3 separate regions of the Homo sapiens genome follow, and all the other regions are linked to region 3. A link is a contact called in ENCODE Hi-C or POLR2A ChIA-PET data. All regions are on one chromosome and are shown on one strand. Each heading gives the region's core, a stretch centred on a gene start or an enhancer-like site at or near the end of the contact. The rest is flanking DNA. Distances are from core to core; before and after follow the strand shown.

Region 1 (3,694 bases), core at 324-2,823, 740 kb after region 3:
CCTGACGGGATGATGACCCTGCGGCTCAGCAAGGCCACGTATGACAGACTAACTACTTGAAAAAGGACTCTCTTGAGGGTTACTTAACACAGTCACCTGTTGATTTATGAACACGCACACTCACACATACCTTGTCTCACCCTTTTAATCATATCAATTTGCTGCATCTCAGCAAAAGAAAAAAAAACCGAAACCACTAATTACTCACAAATAAGTCAATGGCAAAGCTCCACATCTGCTCAATCTGGATGGATGAAGTTTGTAAACCACTAACACTTCATTTTCCCCTATTTTGTAATGAATTTTTAATTACATAAGAAATAAGTGAATTCATTCTCTTCTGAAATATTAGGACATTTACTCAAAAGTGCCTTTTGACCACATTCTCCAATTTCTATCCCTCTGAACCCTCCCCTTGGATAGTTTGGGGTTTGGGGATTTAGCCTTGCAGTCCTTTTATATATGGTCTATAGTAGCCTATAGTGCAGCACAGAGAGCGGTATTTCTTCATGAGGGTTTTTCTTGTTTTTCTTTTCTTCTTTCTCTCTCCCTCGCCCTCATTCTTTTCTTACATAAATGGTTTCATACTGCAGTTTCATTCTGCAAATTGCTCATTTTTTTTTTGAGCCTTATCCCAGGCTAGTTCAACTAGATCACTTTTATTTATTTTAACTGCTGTATACAATTCCATCATATAAATACAGCACACACACACTTTACTTATTCCCTGTTTGATTCCCTGTTGATAAACAATCCAATTTTTCACCATCACAAGCAATGCCACCACGTACATAGTCATATCTGACAATCCATGTCCACATGTTCCTCCCACCCAGGCACACCAGGTCCATTGCCACCACACTGAAATGTCAGGCAGCTTGACAATCAAGTCACGTGGTGCCTGGGTCTCAGTTCTCCGCGTTCTGGAACTCGGTGGAGCAGGGCTCTTAGGGTCTTGTGGCCACCTCACCGGGTCAGACTCTCCCCGAGGTGGGAGGACAAGCTAATAGGAGAAACAGGGCCATTTCTTCACCCAACCACTCAGGCTGCCAGACTCATTTTCAGATTCAAATGCAAAATTTCATTATTTCCCCTCAAACCTAAAACCCCACCTAAAGGCGGTTGAGTATTTGGCATTCCCTCTACATTGATCCTGGCTGAGGAGGGCCCGGGGGACTCAGGTCTGAGGAGGACACGTTTTCCAAGGCGGCCCTCCTTCCAGTGCTGCCAGGAGAGGGAAAAGGCACTCAGGGAGTTTTTGCTGGAGATAAGAGCAATTTTTGAAAAAAAGGTAGTAAGGCAGGAGGTGGAGTCTGCCACGGGTCTCTTTCAAACTTGCTACTTTCCATCCCGTTAATACAATCCCGGCCCTGTTTCCCGGCCCCGCGGCCATTGCAGAGTCATGAAGTCATCGCAGCTGCGCCTGCAGCCAGGCGGGAACGGGAACGGGAACTGGCTGGCCGCGGTCCCTTCTGTCCCCCGCCAGCCGGAAATGTCCGCGCGCTGAAAAGCAGACGCTGCCTGCCCGGGGAACGGCGAGAGAGAGCGAGAAAAAAAAAAGCCTGAAGGCGGCGCGGCAGCCAGCGAGAGGGGAGAAACAGATTCACACCCAGGGGCCTCCGGGCAGGGCCCACGGGACTCAGGCCGTGTCCCGCTTGGAATGTGGAGCAGGCGCGGCCTCGGCGTCAGCAGAGCTCCCCTGCATCTCCTCCTGGGGGTGTGGGGGCCGAGTGGGAGAACTGGCGGACAGAGGAAAGGGGCCTCGCTCGCAAGGCCCGGGCGGGGAGGCCTGGCCTCCTGCTCAGTCGGTGCAAATGGAAAAAGAGACGTAAGTGCCAAGTCCCAAAAGAGCAAGTCATGGGCCCCGGCTTTACAATCTGTTTCATGAGTTATTCCTCCAAGCATGCCTGGCAGTCGAGTTTCTTCATTAGTGCTGCAGCAAGCAGATGGGAACATGAGCGCCCGAGAGCATGGAGGCCTCGCAGGCAAGCAGGTGGCAGCCCCCAACATTCTGGGCAGGCTCTGGGGTCGAGGGAGCACGTTCTGATGCTTAAATAGCCTCACCTTTTATCCTGACTGGGGTAGTCCTGTGTGGTGGTTTGGTGCCCGTTTTACACCTAGACCCTCTCTCTACCCCTTGACTCGCTCTCTACCCCTTCATCCATAAGTAATGTCTGCCTCCGCCTGATCCCAGGCTGCCTTTCTGGGGTTCCAGAGACGCTGGTTGTGATGAGCAGCAAAGGGCCTCACTGTCTAAGTCGCCCAGCAGTTCCCTTGTCCTCGGGAAGGCTGCATCTTAATGGAGACCAGGAAAGGTAATGCAGGGATGGAGTCTGGATGAAGACCTGCCAAGTTGCGAGGAAGGTGGAATGGCATAGACACGGCGTTCCAAGCAGCCAGGGTTAGCCAGTCAGCTTTCCCAGTGATAGAAACCTTGTAGGCACTTTATCCTGTGACCCCAACTGTCCTCCTCAGGTGTCAACTTCCTTTCCATTACCATTAACTCCTCTTATTCCAACCACAGCTGTTGTCAACCCTCTCAAACCTCTGAAAAACAGGATAAAAGCCCCAGTGGGTATCAAAATCTCTGCCTTGAAATCCTTTTGAAACAAAGATTGTTATTGAGGGAGGTTTTCAGAATGAAGAGGAGGCTGCTGCCGTCTGAATGTGATGGTATTATTAGGAGGTGGGGCCTTTGGGAAATGATCAGGGCATGAAAGTCCTCATGAGTGGGATCAGTGCCCTTATAAAAAAGGCCCCAGAGAGCTGCCTTGCCCTTCCCACCATATGAGGACACAGGGAAAAGGCACCTTCTATACAAACCAGGAAACAGACCCTCACCAGATGCTGAATCTGCTGGTGCCTTGCTCTTGAGCTTCCCAGCCCCCAGAACTGTGGGAACAAACATCTGTTGCTTATTAGCCACCCAGTGTATGGTATCCTGTTAGAGCAGCCTCAGATGACTAAGGCGGCAACTTTCCATCCCCATGTCTGCAGGCCTCAGCCCCCCTCCCACGAGCATTCTCTTCCTTCTTCATGAACATGGGATTTTGTCGGTCCCCCATAGTCCCCAATCCCTCTAGCACTTTGGTTTCATAATGAAAGACATAAGAGGAAAGAAAGATCGCAGAGAAGCAGCACATGGAAACCATCCTGTCTGGAGCAGAGGAGCGAAGAGAGAGGACAGTCTGGGGTAAGATGTTGCTGAGGAAACCCAATTGGGCTGAGGAGTGGCTGGGCTCACCATCTTCCCTTCTTCTGTCTCCCCCTCCGTGGGACAGTGCTGCTCCCCGTGTCCAAGGTCAGGGACAGGGGACAGGGTGGGATTGCCACTTGGGCAGTGTCAAAAAGAAAATAGAAATTCCTGAGGAATGGCTGAGATTGACATGAAAGACAGCCCTCAAGTGGCCCCCACACATCCCTTTTGGGAACCTTTCCTCTCTTTTACCTGAAGTACCTTCATAAATGAGTGCCTGCTTAATTTGTTTTTTAAAAACGGAGTGAAAAACAGGCAATGTTTATGTCTCAAAGAAGCGTTTCTGATGAAAGCACAATAAATGCAGTTTTGCAGTACCATGCAAAGCAATAAACATGGAGTAGCTTCATACTGTGAGTTTAGGTGTGAAAAACTGTAAATACTCGTTAACAAAATCACCCAACCAAAATCACACGAAAAAAGTGAGCTGTATAACTG
Region 2 (3,240 bases), core at 228-2,727, 580 kb after region 3:
AAAAGGCAAGGAGATGGATTATCCCCCAGAATCTCCAGAAAGGAATGCAACTCTGCCCATCACTTGATTTTAGCCCAGTGAGAGCCATGTCAGAATTCCAGCCAACGGAACTGTCAAGAAGCAAATTAGTGTTGTTTTAAGCCACCAAGGTTGTGGCAATTTGGGCTAGCAGTCATAGGAAACAAAGAGCAGCATCATTGAATCAATCCCCAATGTGTGTTAACTGTGGTGAAGGACCCCGGGATGCCCATGGATAAGAAGCCCTTATCTTGAATCATTCTTTGTGCAGGACTGAGTGACAGACTGTCCAAGAAGTCACAAGAAAAAGGTCACTATAACTCTCAACTTGTCAAGCTTCAAATTCTGTGTGTAGAAACAAATTTCCAAGTTCTAGTCTGTTGTAGAGATTAAAAGCTAATATCATAAGGGCCAAATTCAGCAGTCAGACTCTTTACTTGCATGGATTTTTTTAATTGAATTGGTAGCCAAGATTTAAAAATGTATCCTAAACATCAGGATTTTTGACTTTTCTTGGAAAAAAATAGAAAATCTTGCCATATTTGCATTTTCAGGATAGAAGAGTAGTGAATGTCCCTCTAGACAAAGAATGCTCTCTCTGGTTGTCACTGTCCCCACTACTGTACCGTCTCGCATCCCCTCCAACTGTCCTATGTGGTCCTCTGGGCACCTGAGTTTGCAATTCCTGGTACACTGCTTATATACAGTTTCAATACTGGCTTAATTAGGGTAAGGTACTAAAGGCAATCTAGTTAGTTGCAATGTTTCATCCTGCGTGATTGCACAGTGCCTTCATCAATTTCAGAAAAAAAACCTCAGAGATGAGATTGTTTGGCCCATTGCCCCATTCCTTCCAAATTCTTAAGCTATGCAGCACCAAGAAACACTGGCGTGGGTGCCTGATAGGGAATTTCCAGGCCTGCTTAATGACTCCAATTCTGATCAGCTAAATCTTTACTCCCTTGCGAATATATCCAAATCTGACTTCAGCAGATAAGGAGAGAATTTTTCGAAGGATAGAAATCAAGCTGGAATACTTTCAATGTGGTACACAATGTGCTCAAACAAAAAGTCAGATGATCTGATAGCGTCTTCATATGTGCAGGACTTAGAGAAATCCTTGTGCCCTTTCATTAGATTAACAGCATGTACATTCTGACATCAGCTGCAACATGAGCTGGTATTGCAAAATGTGCTTTGGAATCCTGACGCATTAATTGTTATGTTTGGCTTTATTACCAACATATCTTTTTACTCATATCTGAATGCCGATGGTTATGGGCCAACATTTTTGGAAAAACGATACCTTGCAAGCTCACACTTGAAACGGCTCTGAACAGTAAGAGAAGGTCATAGATATGGGAATAAGAGAGGAAAGTCGGCTCACAAGAGTCAATGTCCTGAGCGGCTAGGCAGGAAGGCACCTTTTCCGTGACAGCCTGTGCGTCTTCAGAACACAATGCAGTGAATAATCAGCCATAGATGGGCAAGGGGGAGGCCTGGTCGGGCTTTTGACACAGCCCTCTGTAGGCGTGATGGATGTGGAGAAACTCAACCCTTCCCAGGGGGGTCAGGTGGCACCATCAAAACAAAGAGTGCAAACAGTTCAGTCCTGGAAAAGAACTCCCCCCACACTTACCCCCCTTTCTTTTTGCTGTTTGTGCCAAAAAGTTACAGTATCCAGCCATTCCTGATTAAGTTGGAAATCTATGCAAAGAAAAGAAAAATGAAGCCAATGTGAACATGCACATATTTAAATTGTGCAAAATTTCTACAGAAATAAATAAATAAATAAATAAACAAACTGGCATTGATTTCCAAGGCTGGGTGAAAAAAAAAATCCACTTTCTGGATTAGAGGGCAAGACATTATCCAAATTGGCAAAAAAAAAAGTTCTCCCAAAACTTTCCTTTGGAGGCTGTCGATAAAAACAAACCAGAGGAGGATGGTTCTTCCTCTGACCCTGGGGCCAGCCTGAGAAGATGAAGAAAAGAAACAGAGTATGTGTGTGCCTGCTGTCCCAACCAGAAAACCTTTGAAAAATAATCTTTTTCTGCCCTTTCATTGTTTTCTTGTCTTTTTACATCTCTGAGCAGTGATTCTGTTGGGTTTGGATTTATTTGAGCTTTTGGTAAAATACACCACTACTCCTACCTCTCCTTCCCCGCTAAATCTAGGCTCCTAGGAATTTTAGAAATATCTATAAATTTGCTTAATTGCCAGCCAGTTTCTCCATTTCTAGGCAACTGGCTTCCCTTAGCTGTAATGTCAGAATCTGACCTATGGCATCAGGGTCTCGTTTATCTGATGACTACCAAATGTTAAGGGCGCCGTCAGCCCGCTTTGCATGCCTCTACAACTGGGCATTAGATACCTGGCCTTGGAGCAGGTATCTGAACAGCTCTTCAGCCCTTATCCAAATGGGTGGAAGAGAGCCAGTTGAGAAGGGAGCTTTTGGGAAGATGTGACAGTAAACAGCACCTGCTGTGTACCAAGCAATGGGCTGAGCTTTACTTTGCGCTATGCCCACAGGCATTCAAAGGGCCAATTTTGTCAGTCTTACTTTTACCAATAAAATTCATGGAGAAATTTAATATCTTGACAATCTTAAGCCAGTACATGGTAAAGCTGGCATTGCAAACCAAGGCTGCCTGCCTCTGAAGCTTTACTTATCCACAGAGTCCCATTCTTACTCCCAACAGAAACTTCTAGAAAGATACTTTGATGTTTGCTCTTTTAAACTTCTTATCTCTCATCTAATCCCTCATCACAGAGAATTCCCGCAGAGAGAATTAGATATGGCAGCAAGAGCTTTGCAGAAGTAATTATTAGCACGCCTCAGCTCAAAATTGATTTCCACTCTTGGACCCAGACTCTATCTCAGAGGCAGGCTGTCAGGATAGAAAATGAGGGTTCCATATAATTTAGGCCATTTAGATCACTCTGCTGGCCCCCAGCCACCCACAGCCACCACTGTGTTCATATGGCTTTAAACAAATAACTAGTTTTAAATAAGTAAGAATTTGGATTGTGACAGCTTTATGGGAAAATGTCAGAAGCAGAGTTGTTTCTGAGGGACTAGTTCAGTGGGCAGCGGACAATGAATCCTGTCTGAAAACACAGCATCAGGCAATTAGAGGAACACAGGGATTCCTGGACGGCCATCTACTCTCTACCTTCCTTCTCCCAGCAATCCCTTGGCTCAGTTTTGGACTTTCCCTC
Region 3 (3,256 bases), core at 364-2,863:
CTCCTTTTACTTTTTCCTAGTATCTCTTCCCATAAAAGGCAATGCCCCTAAATTTGTATCATTCCAGGCATTAGAGAACCAAGCTCAGAAACACTTATAAGATTTTTAAGGTTATCGTTCTCCCCCCAAAACACATGCACATTACCTTTGCAGAGTTATTATTCAAAATATAGACTTAGAAGCTCTCTGGGCTATAGTCAGCTGGTAATTAATTATAATGACTTCAAGGTATGTTAAATTTGTACGGGGGTGGGGAGAGGGTCACTTGCAGCCTCAAGAGGACAGAGCACACCGTGAACCAGTTCTGGAACCTGCTTACAGATCTCAAAAGTTCCTGCAGCAGGAGGGCTAATGACATTCTCCCTTCTAGAAAAGCAGAGTGACTCAGGATACAGATGTTCCGCCTACCCTGCATTTGTAATTATGAGCTGGCTGTGGTACTTCCCAGGGAGTCTTTGAATCATCTGTTCTTGCAATTTATCTTGCCGCTGCTCTTTTTAGAACAATCTAGGACATGTCAGCTGAAAACATGTACCAGTTGCTTGCAAAGAAAAGAATGGCTTTTTGTGTGGGGGTGGGGGACACAGAGCGTTCTCTTCCTCCCTCTCTGCTGGGGAACATGGTAGGCAGAATGAGCTAATAATTCTCAGAGAAAAAAATATGAGCCCTGAAGAACCCCAATGCCTAGAGAGCACGAAGTGAAGGTAGCTTAATGTTAGTCCTGGTGTGTATACAATGAGGGCCAGAGCTTCAGGAAGACGTGCTAATTTCACTTTAATTAACACATACTAATGCAAAGGAGATGAACCAGAGAAACTTGAATTTGCAGGCAGACTCATGAAACAAAAGTAAACCTGGTACCTATTGTGAAATCATCTTTGGTGCAGTGTGGCTCAGGAATGTGCCACTCCTGATACTTTTTTTCATCTGCACGTGAGTGTCTGGACTCTGGATTCAGAAAAACAGATGGAACTTTAGGTCAGATGGGTTCCTGAGTCACCCCGACACAGGGGGCAGGCTGTATTTTAAAAATTTGTTGAGTATTTATTTGTACAAAGCATTCTGTAAGGCACTAAACCGTAGTTTCTGCTCTAGTCTTCTTTCAATGACGGGTTCTGGGAGGGGTGATGGAAGCAGAAGTGATAGTTATTTATGTCACAGACTTTGAGAGCAAAAACGTACTTCAGAGGAATGCTTCTCAAAGATTTCTCAAATGCAGGTTCATGGACTAGTGATAATTATGAAATTAACAATTTGGACAAAATGAGAGACAAAGAAACAAGGTGAGCTTTGTATAAAGCTAAATGTGTTCAGTTGAAAAAATTTTTTTTCTTTAGAACATGTGTCCTACTTTTCTTATTTTTAAAAGACCATTTCATGGTGATTTTAGGGGAATAAGACCATTCTCCTTTACCCTCTCATTTCTGCCCCCTTTTCTGCCAGAGGAGAAGCACCTCAAGAAACTGACATCCAGATGGGAATCAAAGTCCCATTTTTGACCTAGTTAAGCCCTGCTTCCAGGCCAGCTCTCGTGAAGCTGCGATATGGACTTTTAGTTGGCAGGCCTGAGGGCAGCCTTCTACTTTCTCCCCTGAAACCAGATTCAGACAGGTCCCTTCTACAAGGTCCTTCTGACTCATTCCTGGTCACGGGCAGAGGGGGTGGAGCAGAAAGTGAATTACAGATTTGCTGAGGTCAGCCCTGCTCAGCTTGCTGGCTACACAAAGATAAAGACATTTACAGGTAACACTGACTCTGTACCTTGCCCACTGGGGAACCATGCACTGTGATGCCAGCCCTCACTCATCAGATTCAGTACTTCTCTTCCTTTTGGATGGCAGGGAAGTGGAGTGGAAGCTTTCCTCCCCGCATTGGTCTAGAGGTAGAAGTGTGCGGGGAGGAAGATCTTTCCTCCATGGATCAACATGGGGAATGCAGGGGGGTGCTGGGTAAGCTGCGGTATTCACTAAAAGAGCCTCAAGAAGCCTTGAATTTCATTGCAACCTGCCAGCATTGGATAGCTTAGAGTTATCCAAAGAATCATAAGTGTTCTTAATTCCACAGCTGGGCTAAGAAGGATTTTTTTTTTATTGAAGATTAAAGTGTTAAATGCTGGTAAAATACACATAACATAAAATTTACCACGTTAATCATTTTTAAATCCACAGTTTAATGGCATTAAGTACATTCACATTGTTATGCTATCATTGCTACTATCCAAACTGAAACTCTATGCCCATTAAACAATAACTCCCCATTCTCATCTCCTCCCAGTTCCTGACAACCATTCTGCATGTCTTTATGATTTTTTTGTTTTTTTTTTGAGACAGGTTTCACTCTTTTGCCCAGGCTGGAGTGCAGTGGCACGATCTTGGCTCACCGCACCCTCAACCTCTGGCCACAAGTGATCTTCTCATCTTAGCCTTCTAAGTAGCAGGGACTATAGGCATGTGCCACTATGCCCAGCTAAATTTTTGTATTTTTTGTAGAGGTGAGGTCTTACCATGTCACCCAGGCTGGTCTCAAACTCCTGAGCTTGAGCAATCTGCCTGCCTCTGCCTCCCAAGGTGCTAGGGTTATAGGTGAATACCACTGCACCCAGACTTCTCTATGAATTTAACTGCTCCAGATTCCTCATGTAAGTGGAATTGTGCAGTATTTATCTTTCTGTATCTGGCTTATTTCGCTTAGCCTAAGTCCTCAGGGTTCATCAATGTTGTAGCATGTGTCAGAATGTCCTCCCTTTTTAAGACTGAGTCATATTCTATTGCATGTATTTAACTGTTTGTTCTCTAAGGGATTTGAGACAAACCCTCAGCATGGTAGCCAGTACCTGCCACATTAATATGAATAGTTCTGGGAATGGCCTAAAGTTTTGTGGGCAATTCTAGCATCTTCCTGAGCACAGAGCTGGAGAGTGCACAGAGGCCCAGGGTAAATTCTGTATCTCTGCTGAGAAACAGCTATTGCAACCAAGAAAGAGGTATGGGGTGCCTACCCAGTCCCTGGGCACTATTTCAGTGGCTGCTCCCTTAAGATCCCTCCCATTGGAAGCTCGCTTGTGGATTGTACCTCAAACTATTGGCTTGCTCTTGAAAGTGCCTTTTGTGCTGGTGGGATCCTACAATCCTCTGTCTGTAGCACTTACGAAAGAGACAGTTTTGCTGTCAGGATTATGTTCTTGAGAAGTTTCTACTATACCCCAAATCAAGTGAGAGAAAATGTTGAACCTTAATGTCTTCAGCCTTTAATTTAC

What was found. Hi-C counts contacts between places; a loop is a spot of excess contacts on that map. ChIA-PET counts read pairs that join two places held with the same protein, here RNA polymerase II (POLR2A). Pooled maps may share reads with other maps.
Region 1: a loop to region 3 is called in a map of dorsolateral prefrontal cortex, with 2.8 times the contacts of the local background. The contact joins the promoter of LINC02872 here to the enhancer-like site in region 3. A Hi-C loop is called at or near these places in 1 of 168 maps with a recorded cell type or tissue (dorsolateral prefrontal cortex) and 1 of 50 pooled maps.
Region 2: POLR2A ChIA-PET joins it to region 3 with 10 read pairs in MCF 10A. The contact joins two enhancer-like sites. POLR2A ChIA-PET finds 5 or more read pairs at or near these places in 2 of 52 experiments (MCF 10A and Panc1).

What each region holds. Positions count from the first base shown.
Region 1 is chr9:87,147,071-87,150,764 of GRCh38, forward strand. LINC02872 (long intergenic non-protein coding RNA 2872) reads left to right here and starts at 1,574. Exons shown (of 2, transcript NR_161226.1): 1 at 1,574-1,828. RefSeq lists enhancers at 1,177-1,685, 1,686-2,193.
Region 2 is chr9:86,982,559-86,985,798 of GRCh38, forward strand. The region is part of intron 3 of GAS1RR (GAS1 adjacent regulatory RNA); the gene reads left to right. Among named protein-coding and RNA genes, the nearest start is that of GAS1RR, 35 kb to the left of the region's middle. Within about 2 kb of position 1,478, at least 7 of the 41 ENCODE cell types and tissues checked have a DNase peak (open chromatin) inside an H3K27ac peak, as active enhancers do.
Region 3 is chr9:86,405,603-86,408,858 of GRCh38, forward strand. No RefSeq gene overlaps it. Among named protein-coding and RNA genes, the nearest start is that of TUT7, 53 kb to the left of the region's middle. Within about 2 kb of position 1,614, at least 11 of the 41 ENCODE cell types and tissues checked have a DNase peak (open chromatin) inside an H3K27ac peak, as active enhancers do.